2 separate regions of the Homo sapiens genome follow, and region 1 is linked to region 2. Evidence: chromatin contacts called from ENCODE Hi-C or POLR2A ChIA-PET data. All regions are on one chromosome and are shown on one strand. Each heading gives the region's core, a stretch centred on a gene start or an enhancer-like site at or near the end of the contact. The rest is flanking DNA. Distances are from core to core; before and after follow the strand shown. Region 1 overlaps SF3B3 (splicing factor 3b subunit 3). Region 2 holds the start of FCSK (fucose kinase).

Region 1 (6,465 bases), core at 2,968-5,467, 120 kb before region 2:
ACTTAAAATCAATTAATTTTTTTTTTTTTTTTGAGACATAGTCTCACTCTGTTACCCAGGCTGGAGTGCAGTGGTGTGATCTCGGCTCACTGCAACCTCCACCTCCTGGTTTCAAGTGTGTCTCCTGCCTCAGCCTCCCAAGTAGCTGGGATTACAGGCATGTACCACCACACCCGGCTAACTTTTGTATTTTTAGTAGAGACAGGGTTTCATCTTGTTGGCCAGGCTGGTCTCAAACTCCTGACCTCAAGTGATCCGCTCGCCTCCCAGAGTGCTGGGATTACAGATTACAGGCGTGAGCCACTGCGCCTGGCCAAGTCAATTAATTTTTGATAAAGTAATACATGCAAGTGATAATCCACACACACAGTACATTAAGGTCCAAAGACCTACGGCAATATATAGTGGAGCAGCGCCCCACGGCCCATGCCAACCATTTGAGAATGTAGGTTTGTCAATTGACTAAACTCTGAAGGGCACACACAGAGAAGTGACTTGCTTTATGGTTATGTGGATCGGCTTTTTCCTGCAAGGCTGATGAAGGCAAAGGTTAAAAATTGAAACCCAGAGCAGACAGTTCTGCTGAGATATACTTCTCTGAGGCATACTTCAGAGCATCTTGGCTGGGACTGTCTTTGTCAAGTCTAGCTCAGGTCCCTCTTCCTGGGATCAGTGAAGCAGCAGCAGAATCGGGGTGGGGAAGCCAGGCCGTCAGAGGCAGAGGAAAGCCAGGCATAGGAGAGAAAGCCTGCTGCCTTCTTACCTGTTCACGTGCCAAGACTCGGTCTCCTAGGATTTGCTGGTGGCCTTAAGGGGCTCCAGGACCCCAAGCAGGTGCCTAAGGGCCACGGGCAGTGGGTGCCAGGTTGGAGAGGCTGAGGCTGCCCCCAACCCACAGTCCAGGCTTCCCGTCTGATGAGAAGGGCGGGGAAAGCAGGCCACTGCAGCTCTGCTCAGGAACCGAAGCCAGCAGGGGCGGGGCAGGGCCACGTGGCCCCCGCCTGCCTTGGACTGTGAAGTAGGAGGGAGTCTTCAACCCAGAGGACCCGCCAGGGGACTGCTCTGACTGAGGGCGCCAGCCAGTTGACTACAAGAAGTCCCCCAAACCCAGGCCCTGGCTCCCAGGCAGCTTGGACTGTTCTAAGGGACTACCCCAGCTCCTCTCCAGAACACTCGGCCTAGACAAAAGCTTCGTCTCATAAAACTAAAAGCCAGGTGATGGGGAGTTGGGTGTAGTGTGTAGTGACATGAGCCTCAGGGGGCTGAGGCAGGAGACTCTCTTGAGGCCAAGAGTTCGAGGCTGCAGTGAGCTGCAACTGCACCTGTGAATAACCACTGTGCTCCAGCCTGGGCAATATAGCGAGATCCTGTCTCTAAAAAAACGAAACAAAACACAAAACTGAGTGATGTGGTGGTGACTGGAGTGTGTGTGTGTGTTTGTGTGTGTGTGTGGGACTGGGGGTCCATTAGGTGGAAGAAAAGGCCTTTCTCTGATACATCATCCCTGTTGAGCACCAATGAGTTACCCAGTCTACAGATGAAGAGACATGAGCTCCAAAAGGTGAATAATCTTTTTTTTAATTTTAATTATTTTTTGAGACGGAGTTTCACAGCAGGGACTACAGGCACGCTCCACCATGCCCAGCTAATTTTGCATTTTTAGTAGAGATGGGGTTTCACCATGTTGGCCAGGCTGGTCTTGAACTCCTGACCTCAGGTGATCCGCCCATGTCAGCCTCCCAAGTGCTGGGATTACAGGCATGACCCGGCATGCCTTGCCTTTTTTCTAGACAATGTCTCACTCTATTGCCCAGGCTAGAGAGCAGTGGCACAATCACAACCCACTGTGGTCTTGACCTCCTGGGCTCAATCGATCCTCCCACCTCAGCCTCCCAAGTAGCTGGGACCACTACACCCAGCTAATTATTTATTTATTTATTTATTTATTTTTTTGTAGATACAGACGTCTCCCTATGTTGCCCAGGCCGGTCTCAAACTGCTGGCCTCAAGGAATCCTCCTGCCTTAGCCTCCCAAAGTGCTGGGATTTCAGGCTTGAGCCACTGTGCCTGGCCTTGGGTAAGATTCCTCACCCCTTTTCTGGGGCTTGAGCCCAGGAGTTAGAGACCAGCCTGCGCAACATAGAAAGACCCCCATCTCTGCAAATAAATAAATAATTAAAAATTAGCCAGGCATCATGGTAGCTCATGCCTGTAGTTATAACTACTCGGGAGGCTGAGGCAGGAGGATCACTTGAGCCCTGGAGGTCGAGGCTGCACTAAGCTATGACCAAGCCACTGCACTCCAGCCTGGATGACAGAGCAAGACCCTGTCTCTTTTCTTAGAAAAAAAAAAAAAAAAAGAGAGATTGAGAGAGAGAGAGAGAGAATCTTACCTAAGATTCCCCAGCTGGTTACTGAGGTCTGACCCCAAAGCCAGGTTTTCCTGAGGGACACAGGACCTGTCCTGGTGTAACACGTGGCCTCAGACCCAGCACTTACGGGAGTTGAGGTCCTTTCCCTCAGCACCATCACCAAAGGTACAGCCATTCTCCCTTCACCTGGGTCAGAGTGGGCAACTGCAGGGGCATCTTCAATATCTCTGTCAAGTTTTCATAGCAGGCTTCCTGATTTTACTAGACTGCATTTGGATTCATTAGGGATGGGCCAGTGGGGGAGGATAGGAGAACGGCTGTGTTCAAAGCCTCAAACTATCCAAGAGGGGAGTCTGTAGTGTTTCACTGAATGTGAGCACAGAATCCTGGATTTAGGAACCCCTTATTAACACCCAGTCTTCCACAGCCAACCTAGTCTGGAGTGCTGACCTTGCTGGATGCGGTGGCTCACGCCTGTAATCCCAGCACTTTGGGAGGCCAAGGCAGGCGGATCACCTGAGATCAGGAGTTCGAGACCAGCCTGGCCAACATGGTGAAACCCCATCTCTACTAAAAATACAAAAATTAGCCGGGCGTGGTGGCAGGCGCCTGTAATCCCAGCTACTCGGGAGGCTGAGGCAGGAGAATTGCTTGAACCCAGCAGGCAGAGGTTGCAGTGAACCAAGATCACTGCACTCCACCCTGAGCGACAGAGTGAGACTCGGTCTCAAAAATAAAAAAACAAAAAAAAGAAGAAAAAGAAATGCCAACCTAGTGACAATAGTGCGCTTTATTCCGAGTGCCAATGCATGCCACAAGTAGTTGTTCATGAAATGTTTTCTCAATTGGATCGACAAAACTGGATTCCTGGTTTTGCCCTGAACTTGCAACAGGACAATAATGCCCACGCTGGAATGTTCCAGGCTAACTCCTCACCCGTCCCCAAGGCAGTGGCCACACAGGTCACACACACTCTCTGCAAGGCCCTGCTGGAAAACTCTGCCAAGGCGTTGATTCATCCGTTGGGCAGCTAGTGGGAGGGCAGAGTGGGTGGAGGTGATGGGGGCACAGCCACAGGATCTCACTGGGGCCTCACAGAAGCCTGAACACCGCACGGTGCCCTCTCTGGGGCCTCTTGGCTTGGAATGATGCCCCTTTCTTTCAAAGCATCACATATAGGACAGCAGGTCCCCCAGATCTCCCAGGGCCAGAGCCCCAGGTCAGCGGACAAGCCTCAGAACCCCTGAGCACTCAGTCATGTGCGTTTGTGCTACCATGACCCCAGGAGACCGGTTTTTGTTTTTTGGTGTTTTTGAGACAGGTTTCGTCCTGTCATCCAGGCTGGAGTGTAGTGGCGCAATCACAGCTCACTGCAGCCTCAAACTCATAGGCTGAAGTGATCCTCCTGTCTCAGCCCCCTAATTACTGGGACTACAAGTGTGCACCACCATGCCTGGCTAATTTTTGTATTTTTGGAGAGATGGGGTTTTGTCATGTTGCCCAGGCTGGTCTCAAACTCCTGGGCTCAAGGGATCCTCCTGCCTCAGCCTCTCAAAGTGCTGGGATTACAGGTGTGAGCCACCATGCCAGGCCCAGTAAATCAGTCTTATTCTACCAATTTACAGGCAGGAAACCAAGACTATGCTTAGAGGCTAGTGAGCCCAGGTCATCTGACTGTATACAGTGCTCTCTTCATGGACTTTGCTGCCTCTTGGCATTTGGCAGGTGGAATCTCGTTTCTGATTGCTTTATGAGGGCAGCATTGCCTTTCTCCAGTTACATCATCGACTCCCTAAAGCTGAGATTCCCCAGTGTGTCCTCATAACAGCTGGAGGCCCTAATAACCCACAGGAAATGGTAGTACTTCCCTTGACCATCACGTGTTACTAGCTTATACACATATACTCACGGCTCCAAATTAGTAACTTCTAAGCCTAAACGCTACCAAATGACCCAACTGAAAGCACCTCTCCTTTCATTATGAGACTGCAGTCAGAGAAGGGAGCAAGTTCTGCTGAGTGGACCTGGGAATTTAAAACTTGACTAGGCTCTGGAAGGCAGAGTGAGAGGTGGGAAACTGAAGGGGGCTTGCCTCTGGGCACCGCCAGAGATGCTGCATACGGGGGTGGGGTGGGGTAGGGTGGGGCTAACAGGGCCCCTCAGCTATTCCAGATGGGCTGGCCCAGCTCCTTTTCCAAATCTGAAACTTCCAAACCTGGTTTTCTTTGATATTTTTTTTCTTCATTTTGAACAAGCAGCAATGTTCATTGTCCATCACAGCTACTGATCATAACACTGGACTGTGAAGCAGACACATGCCCAGACATCACCAGCAGACTCTTTTTTTAAAAAAAAAAAAACAGGGCTTCACGCCCGGCTTTTTGAATTTTTTGTAGAGATGGGGTCTGTTTCCTAGGCTGGTCTTAAACTTCTGGGCTCAAGCAATCTGCCTGCCTCTGGCCGCCCAAAGTGCTGGGATTACCAGGCATGAACCACCGTGTGAATAATTGGGAGCAGACCCCAGGAATCTGTTCTGACAAATGAAGAGGGTTCTAATATCCCACTAGGATTATGAGCCACAACTACAGGTTTCCTACCATTTCCTGACCTAAAACCCCTGCTGCCCACTCCCCACCTCTTCATTTTTCAGACTTGGGACCTTCTGATTTTTCCTGAAGTCCCAAGGTTGTGGCTGAGGAAATCAGATGCAGGCTGCAGGCTCTTCTGAAACTGGTGGCAGGCCCTCTGGCAGACTCACCTCACCACCAACCTCACAGCGACAGAGACTGCCTGGTTATAAACTCTCCTCCAACCTCTGGGTGCAGAACAGAGCTGGGAGGTGGTGGTTCATGGTAGGTGCCCAGTAAACGTTTGTGGAAGAAATGAGCGTAGCAGCCTCTTCTAGTGGGTCAGCATGTCTCCTGATGGCTTAAACAGCTCCTGGCCAAGTGCAGTGGCTCACGCCTGTAATCCCAGCGCTTTGGGAGACCAAGGTGGGTGGATCACCTGAGGTCACGAGTTCGAAACCAGCCTGGCCAACATGGTGAAACCCCATCTCTACTAAAAATACAAAAATTAGCCAGGCATGGTGGTGCATGCCTGTAGTCCCAGCTACTTGGGAGGCTGAGGCAGGAGAATTGCTTGAACCCAGGAGGCGGAGGCTGTGGTGAGCCGAGATTGTGCCTCTGTACTCTAGCCTGGGCAACAGAGTAAGACTTCATCTCAAAAAAAAAAAAAAAAAAAAGAAAAAAAAGAAAAAGAAAAAGAAAAAAAAGAGAAACAACTCTTGGTTGTGCTGGTTCAGACTGGTGTGTAGCCTACACCTGCCCATTTCAGTTCACCTGAACTTCACAGGGTGTGTTGGGCTACCAGATCACTCAAATGTCAATCAACCATGGCCAAGCAGGTGTTTTAAGAGTCCCTATCTTGTCCTCGAGAGCCATCTATTCCTTTCCTCCGTTGTGACGTTTTTTGGACCAGGTTTGATTTCAGCAGCAGAGATGTTTCTTCTGAGCTCTACATATAGCCCTTGAAAATTAATTTTAAGGGTGTAATAAAATATTCACATACAATATTCCATATGCAAATGAGCAAGTGGATGACTCAAACACATGTCATTTTTACTTTGAATAGAAAACAGAATTTAGAGGCTGGGCATGGTGGCTCACGCCTGTAATCACAGCACTTTGGTAGGCTGAGCTAGGTGGACCACTTTAGGCCAGGAGTTCGAGACCACCCTGTCCAACATGGTAAAACCTTCTCTACTAAAAATACAAAAATTAGCTGGACGTGATGGCACATGCCTGTAGTTCCAGCTATTTGGGAAGCTAAGGAGGATCGCTTGAGCTCAGGAGATAGAGGTTGCAGTGGGCTGAGATCGCACCACAGCCCTCTAGCCTGGTCAAGAGAGAGAGATTCCATCTCTAATAAACAAACAAACAAAAAAACAAGAATTTATGACCAGGCGCAATGGCTCACACCTATAATCCCAGTGCTTTGGGAGGCCAAGGCAGGAAGATTTTTTGAGGTCAGGAGTTCGAGGCCAGCCTGGGCAACACAGGGAGACCCTGTCTCTACAAAAGTTTAAAAATTA
Region 2 (6,597 bases), core at 3,101-5,600:
ATTAATTAATTTTTAAATTCATGCTCCCCACTACAGGGTCCACTTGCTTAACCACTACAATAAACCTACTTTGTAGAGCTGAAGTACAAAAGGAGGAAATATATGTAAAGCACTCAGTATGTATTATCTATTATAATTATGACAAAGCCTAAACAAATACAAGGGAGGGATGATTTTAGTAATAATAGCCACTAGGATGCCAGGCATGGTGGCTTATGCCTGTAATCCCAGCACTTTGGAAGGCCAAGGCAGGAAGATTACCTGAGGTCAGGAGTTCGAGACCAGCCTCGCCAACATGGTAAACCCTGTCTCTACTAAAAATACAAAAATTAGCCAGGCATGGTGGCAGGCACCTGTAATCCCAGTTACTCGGGAGGCTGAACCTGGGAGGTGGAGGTTGCAGTGAGCCAAGATCACGCCACTGCACTCCAGCCTGGGCGACAGAGTGAGATTCCGTCTCAAAAAAAATAAAATTAAAATTAATAGGCCGGGCATGGTGGCTCACGCCTATAATCTCAGCACTTTGGGAGGCCGAGGCGGGTGGATCACCTGAGGTCAGGAGTTTGAGACCAGCCTGGCCAGCATGGTGAAACCCCATCTCTACCAAAAATTCAAAAATTAGCCAGGCATGGTGGCGGGTGCCTGTAATCCCAGCTACTCAGGAGGCTGAGGCAGGAGAATCGCTTGAACCTGGGAAGCGGTGGTTGCAGTGAGCAGAGATTGTTCCACTGCACTCCAGCCTGGGTGACAGAGTGAGACTTTGTCTCAAAAAAAAAAAAAAGAAAGAAAGAAAGAAAAAAAATTAATAATAGCCACTAGGACTGAGCACTCTGGACCACAGTTAAGGTGCTGTGATTTTTTTTTTTTATCTTGACAACACCCTTAGACCCTGCAAGATAAGTATTATTATCTCCTATTATCTCCACTTCACAGAGGCCAGGAGACGCTATAGTCAAAGTTGCAACACACCTGGGTCTTTTGGATCCTTATTCAGGTGATAGTGATAATGATATCTGGTCCCAAGCAAAGGCACTGAAAGACAGCAAGAGGCCAGGTGCAGTGGTTCACACCTGTAATTCCAGCACTTTGGGAGGCCAAGACAGGCGGATGGCTTGAGCCCAGGAGTTTGAGACCAGCCTGAGCAACATGGCAAACCCCATCTCTACCAAAAAAAAAAAAACAAAAAACCACACACATACAAAAATTAGCCAGGCACAGTGAATGTGCCTATAGTCACAGCTACTCAGGAGGCTGAGGCGGAAGCATTGTTTCAGCCCTGGGGGCAGAGGTTGCAGTAAACTGGCACCAATACATTCCACCCTGGGTAACAAAGCCAGACCCTGTCTGAGGAAAAAAGAAAGAAAGAAAGAAAGAAAGAAACCCTTGAAATGGCCAGATGTGGTAGCTCACATCCGGAATCCCAGCACTTCGGGAGGCCAAAGTGGGCAGATCACTTGAGTTCAGGAGTTCAAGGCCAGCCTGGCCAACATGCCAAAACCCCATCTCTTTTAAAAGTACAAAAATTAGCCGGGTGTAGTGATGCGCGCTTGTAGTCCCAGCTACTCAGGAGGCTGAGGCAGGAGAATCACTTGAACCCAGGAGACGGAGGCTGCAGTGAGCCAAGATCACGCCACTGCACTCTAGCCTGGGCAACAGAGCGACTCTGTCTCAAGAAAAAAAAGAAATGCCCCAGAGAGTCCAATGGCCCAGAAGTTCTGAGCCCAGTCTTCATCTCAGCATAGTGATAGAGAGACATGGGCAGGTGACAGGTCATGGCCAGAGTGGGGAGAGTATCCCTTACTAATGACAGGGGCAGAGGAACAGTCCTGGGTTGCGTATCAGTCCCAAAAGGCTCTGTCCCCATCTCTACCTCTTCCTGCTTCCTGTAGGATCCTGAGCAAGTTACTTAATCTATTTTTTTTTTTAAGATGGAGTCTCGCTCTGTCACCCAGGCTGGAGTGCAGTGGCGCAATCTTGGCTCACTGCAACCTCCGCCTCCCAGGTTCAAGCCATTCTCCTGCCTCAGCCTCCCGAGTAACTGGGACTACAGGCGCGCACCACCATGCCTGGATAATTTTTTGTATTTTTAGTAGAGACGGGGTTTCACCATGCTGGCCAGGCTGGTCTCAAACTCCTGACCTTGGGATCCGCCTGCCTCGGCCTCCCAAAGTGCTGGGATTACAGGCGTGAGCCACCATGCCCAGCAGTTACTTAACCTCTCTAAGCCTCAGTTTCCTAATCTGAAATTTAAGGCCAAAGACATCAACCTCCCAGGACTGTTTTCAGCATGAAATACAATGTAAAGTATGTGGCACACACCAGTGGCTCAATGAATGATAATCCTTCCAGCCAGGCAAGGAAGCAGGAGAGTTTAACCTGTCCCTGAAGGAGGAAGGACTGGAAGCTCTCAAACATTCTCTGAGTTAAAGACTGTCCTGAAGAAGAAAAAAATCAGGGAAGGCCTCGGGAATCAAGCAAGGCTGAGGGACATCCCCTGAGAGATTAACAAAAAAGGTAAAATGATACAAGTAGCTAATACATATGGAGTGCTTTTTCAGGCACTATGGCAAAGGCACATCAGTGTCACTTCATATGACCCACCCAACAGTCCTAAGAATTGGTTCTTATCTCACTGAAGCTCTAGACAAGAAAACTGTAGTTTAAAAAGCAGAAACATAGCTATTAGGTTGGTGCAAAAGTAATTTTGGCTTTTGCCATTGCTTTAATAGCACAGGCAGGCTAGGCTTTTGTTTTGTTTTGTTTTGTTTTTGAGAAACAGGGTCCGGCTCTGTCACCAGAGGGCGGAACGCAGTGATGTGATCACAGCTCACTGCAGCCTCAAACTCCCGGGCTCCAGCGATCCTCCCATCCCAGCCTCCCAAGTAGCTGGGACTATGCATGAGTCCTGCTAGTTTTTTATTTTTTGTTGAGATGGGGCCTCCCTTTGTTGCCCAGGCTGACCTACAACTCCCGGACTCAAGTAATCCTCCCGCCTTGGCCTTCCTAAGTGTTGGGATTACAGGTGTAAGCCACCATGCCTGGCTTTTTTTTTTTTTGAGACAGTCTCCCTCTGTCGTCAGGCTGGAGTGCAATGGCGCGATCTCGGCTCACTGCAATCTCCGCCTCCCAGGTTAAAGTGATTCTCCTGCCTCAGCCTCCCAAGTAGCTGGGATTACAGACGTGCACCACCACGCCCAGCTAATTTTTGTATTATTAGTAGAGAGGGGGTTTTGCCATGTTGGCCACGCTGGTCTCAAACTCCTGACCATAGGTGATCTACCTGCTTCCGCCTCCCACAGTGCTGGGATTACAGGCGTGAGCCACCTCGCCCGGCCTTTTTTTTTTTTTTAATTAATAGTTTGCTGGAGTTACACAATCTCAAGAGGTCCTGAGAAAGTGTGCCCTAAGGCCCTAAGGTTCTTTTGTTGTTGTTGTTGTTGGTTTGTTTTGTTTTGTTTTTGAGACGTAGTCTCGCTCTGTCGCCCAGGGTGGAGTGCAGTGGCGTGATCTTGGCTCACTGCAACCTCCATCTCCTGAGTTCAAGCGATTCCCTCGCCTCAGCCTCCCAAGTAGCTGGGATTACAGGCATGAGCCTTGGCGCCCAGCCTCTACCCACTTTCAATACAGCCTCATCTGCTGAGATCAAGTTGAAATATTTTTTAGTGTCCTCAGCCCCACGCTGTCCAAGACTGGGATAGGGTTGGGGAGCCAGAGATAGAATAAAGTACTAAGAACTCTTCATATGAACCTTTTGAAGACAGGTGGGTCAGGGACTGCACATTTTAGAACTTTAAAGAGGAAAAAAAGGCTCACGGAGGACTCTGACTTGCTGCCTTCTAAATAACAGACCGAAAGAAGTTACTTGGGAGTAAAATCGTTTTGTAAATTACCCAAGAGCACATCATTGAGATTTGTGCATAATACTGAGCCCTGGCCGGGTAAACTGAGAGAGGAGAAGCGGCCTCAAAGTAAAATCAGAGCAGCGCCGGCATCCAGGGCCCCACCTGCCTCAGGGTGAGGATCCTCTGAGGCCCGCATCCCTCCCGGTCCCAGCTGCCAGCAGGTCCGGCCGCACCAGCCGGGTCGCGGGGCTCCCCTTGGAAGACCCAGGCCAAATGGACGCGGGAGCGTAGAAACACCTGTGGGCTCCCGGGGCACCGCAGAGCTCCCGGGGACTCTTCCCTGTCAGGACCCGGGCGGCCCGCGGGTCGACTCGGTGCTCCCAGTCAGGGAGGGTGCACCGGAAAGCTGAGGGGGCGCAAGGGGCGCAAGGGGCGCAAGGGGCGCTGCGGCGACCCTCGCGGACTGACGTACCTGCCGTCGCCCGGCGCTCGGCGGAGCGGGCTCTTTAACGCGAGGCTGCGCGACCCTCGCGGTGCACTCCGGGAAGTGTAGTTTCACCTCCGCGCCCCCCCAAGGCCGAGCCCCCGTCCGGCAAAAAACACGGTCGGAGCCACCGCATAGGCCAGCGTGGGTGGCCGGGGCAGCGCTTTCCTGAAGGGCAGCGGGGCTGCAATCCAGAAGGGAGATGGGAAGGGGGCCGCTCCAGGACCCACGAAACTACAACTCCCAGAGGACCGAAGCGCCTTAAAGACAGAGGCCCGTTTTCTGGGACTCCGGGATCCAGGTTAATAGGTTAATGTGTAGCTTTTTTGTTTGTTTTCTCGTTTGGGTTTTTTTTTTTTTTTTTTTTTAACACCTTCTGGACGGCACCAGGAGCTTCCGCTTTCCTCTGGAGAAAAATCCACTGATGGAGGAAAAAAAAAAATCACGCTTTGCCCAAGCGGAAGCAGCTGCCATTCGATTTGCAGTTGGAAAGGTTTGCGCTGGTTTCATCACGTGGATCCTTTGGGAAGAAACTTTCCAACTCCGTAATGGGGAGGGGATCTGCGGACCTTTTGGGAAAGTTGTGAATGGCAGCATTGATTGTCATAGATGACAATTGGAAATACTCTGAGTGTCTCTCTCTAGGTTACTATGTGAAAGGAAAATAAATCTCAGGACCCCAAAGTCACTAAGTCAAAGGGAAAAGTCAAGCTGAGAACTGCATCAGGGAAACCTACCTCCCATTTTATTCTTAAACAAGATAACTACAAAGATAAAAAAGCTAGATATGGCCTGGCCCTCACAACTTGCCCACTAGGAAATTCCTTGTGTGCCCCCAAATCTGTACCCTAAAACAGTTGTGTGGAATTTCAGTGACAATGTAAATTTATAGCTTATCTTCACAGGTGCTGGGCTTTGACAGCACTGAAAGTCATCTCTCAGCTCACCTGAGACAAATGCATATCTCATTGCTTCCTCTGCCCTATGTTTATTTTTTCTTATGTAAAAATGCATATTCACTGAGCTAGATGAATGCATAAGTGACTAGTCCTCTATCCCCCTCTAACATGTGAAAGGCTTATCAAAGACTCAGAAGAATGCAGCCATTTGCCTCTTACCTACCCATGCCTTTTAAAAATTTCCTCTTTCAGGCCAGGCACGGTGGCTCGCACCTGTAGTCCCAGCCCTTTGGTGAGGCCGAGGCGGGTGGATCATGAGGTCGGGAGTTGAAGACCAGCCTGGCCAATATGGTGAAACCCCGTCTACTAAAAATACAAAAATTAGCTGAGCGTGGTGGCGCGCACCTGTAGTCCCAGCAGCTTGGGAGGCTGAGGAAGGAGAATCGCTTGAACCCGGGAGGCAGAGGTTGCAGTGAGCTGAGATTGCACCACTGCACTCCAGCCTGGGCAACACAGTGAGGCCCTGTCTAAAAAAAAAAAAAAAATTCCTCTTTCCCCAATATCTGACCTTTCCCCTTTAAATATTGAAGCCCTCAAAATCATCTTTGGAGAAAGGTACAGACCTGTCTCCCAGGTGCACACATTCTTAACTTTGGCAAAATAAACTTGTAAATTGATTGAGACCAGTATCTGGTGCTTTTTGGTTTACAACTGGAAAACTAAACTAGGCACATCCATGCAAGACAGATGCTCTATATGTTCAGTAGGGAGTGATGTTCAGGACATCATGTTAAGGGAAAAGCAGCAAGTTGTAGAGCAATATGTATGGGAAGCCCCTCAAATAAAAAATAATGTTTATGGACAGATAGTGTGTGGATACACAGGAACAGGGCTGGAAGCGAACGCATGCTAGGGAGAGACTGCTAAGCATGGGGACAAGCGGGGAGAACTTGAGCTTTATCTGTATTGTTTGAATTTTTCTTACAAGAATGTACTTTCCAAATCTGTTGTTAATAAGGAGCCTAAAGCTGGGCACAGGTGCTCACGCCTGTAATCCCAACACTTTGGGAGGCCAAGGTGGGAGGATGGCTTGAGCTTGGGAGTTTGAGACCAGCCTGGGCAACATAGCAAGACCCCGTCTCTAAAATATATATAAATTAGGGCCGGACGAAGTGGCTCATGCCTGTAATCCCAGCACTCTGGGAGGCCAAGGCAGGCAGAAAACTCGGGGTCAGGAATTCAAGATGAGCCTGGCCAATTTTTTTGTTATTGTTGTTGTGAGACAGAGTCTCACTCTGTTGCCCAGGCTGGAGTACAGTGGTGTGATCTCGGCTCACTGCAACCTCCGCCTCCCAGGTTCAAGTGATTCTCT

Evidence for each region. Hi-C counts contacts between places; a loop is a spot of excess contacts on that map. ChIA-PET counts read pairs that join two places held with the same protein, here RNA polymerase II (POLR2A). Pooled maps may share reads with other maps.
Region 1: a loop to region 2 is called in a pooled map, with 2.4 times the contacts of the local background. The contact joins the enhancer-like site here to the promoter of FCSK in region 2. A Hi-C loop is called at or near these places in 2 of 50 pooled maps. POLR2A ChIA-PET finds 5 or more read pairs at or near these places in 3 of 52 experiments (Caco-2, WTC11 and activated CD4-positive, alpha-beta T cell).

What each region holds. Positions count from the first base shown.
Region 1 is chr16:70,574,348-70,580,812 of GRCh38, reverse strand. It overlaps SF3B3 (splicing factor 3b subunit 3), which reads right to left. Exons shown (of 26, transcript NM_012426.5): 26 at 3,145-6,465. It also overlaps a transcript of IL34 not described here. Among named protein-coding and RNA genes, the nearest start is that of SNORD111, 40 kb to the right of the region's middle. RefSeq lists enhancers at 400-905, 906-1,411, 5,072-5,141. Within about 2 kb of position 4,217, at least 9 of the 41 ENCODE cell types and tissues checked have a DNase peak (open chromatin) inside an H3K27ac peak, as active enhancers do.
Region 2 is chr16:70,452,348-70,458,944 of GRCh38, reverse strand. FCSK (fucose kinase) reads right to left here and starts at 4,350. Exons shown (of 24, transcript NM_145059.3): 1 at 4,315-4,350. It overlaps LOC124903708 (a long non-coding RNA gene), which reads left to right and starts at 4,409. Exons shown (of 2, transcript XR_007065104.1): 1 at 4,409-4,627; 2 at 5,478-5,908.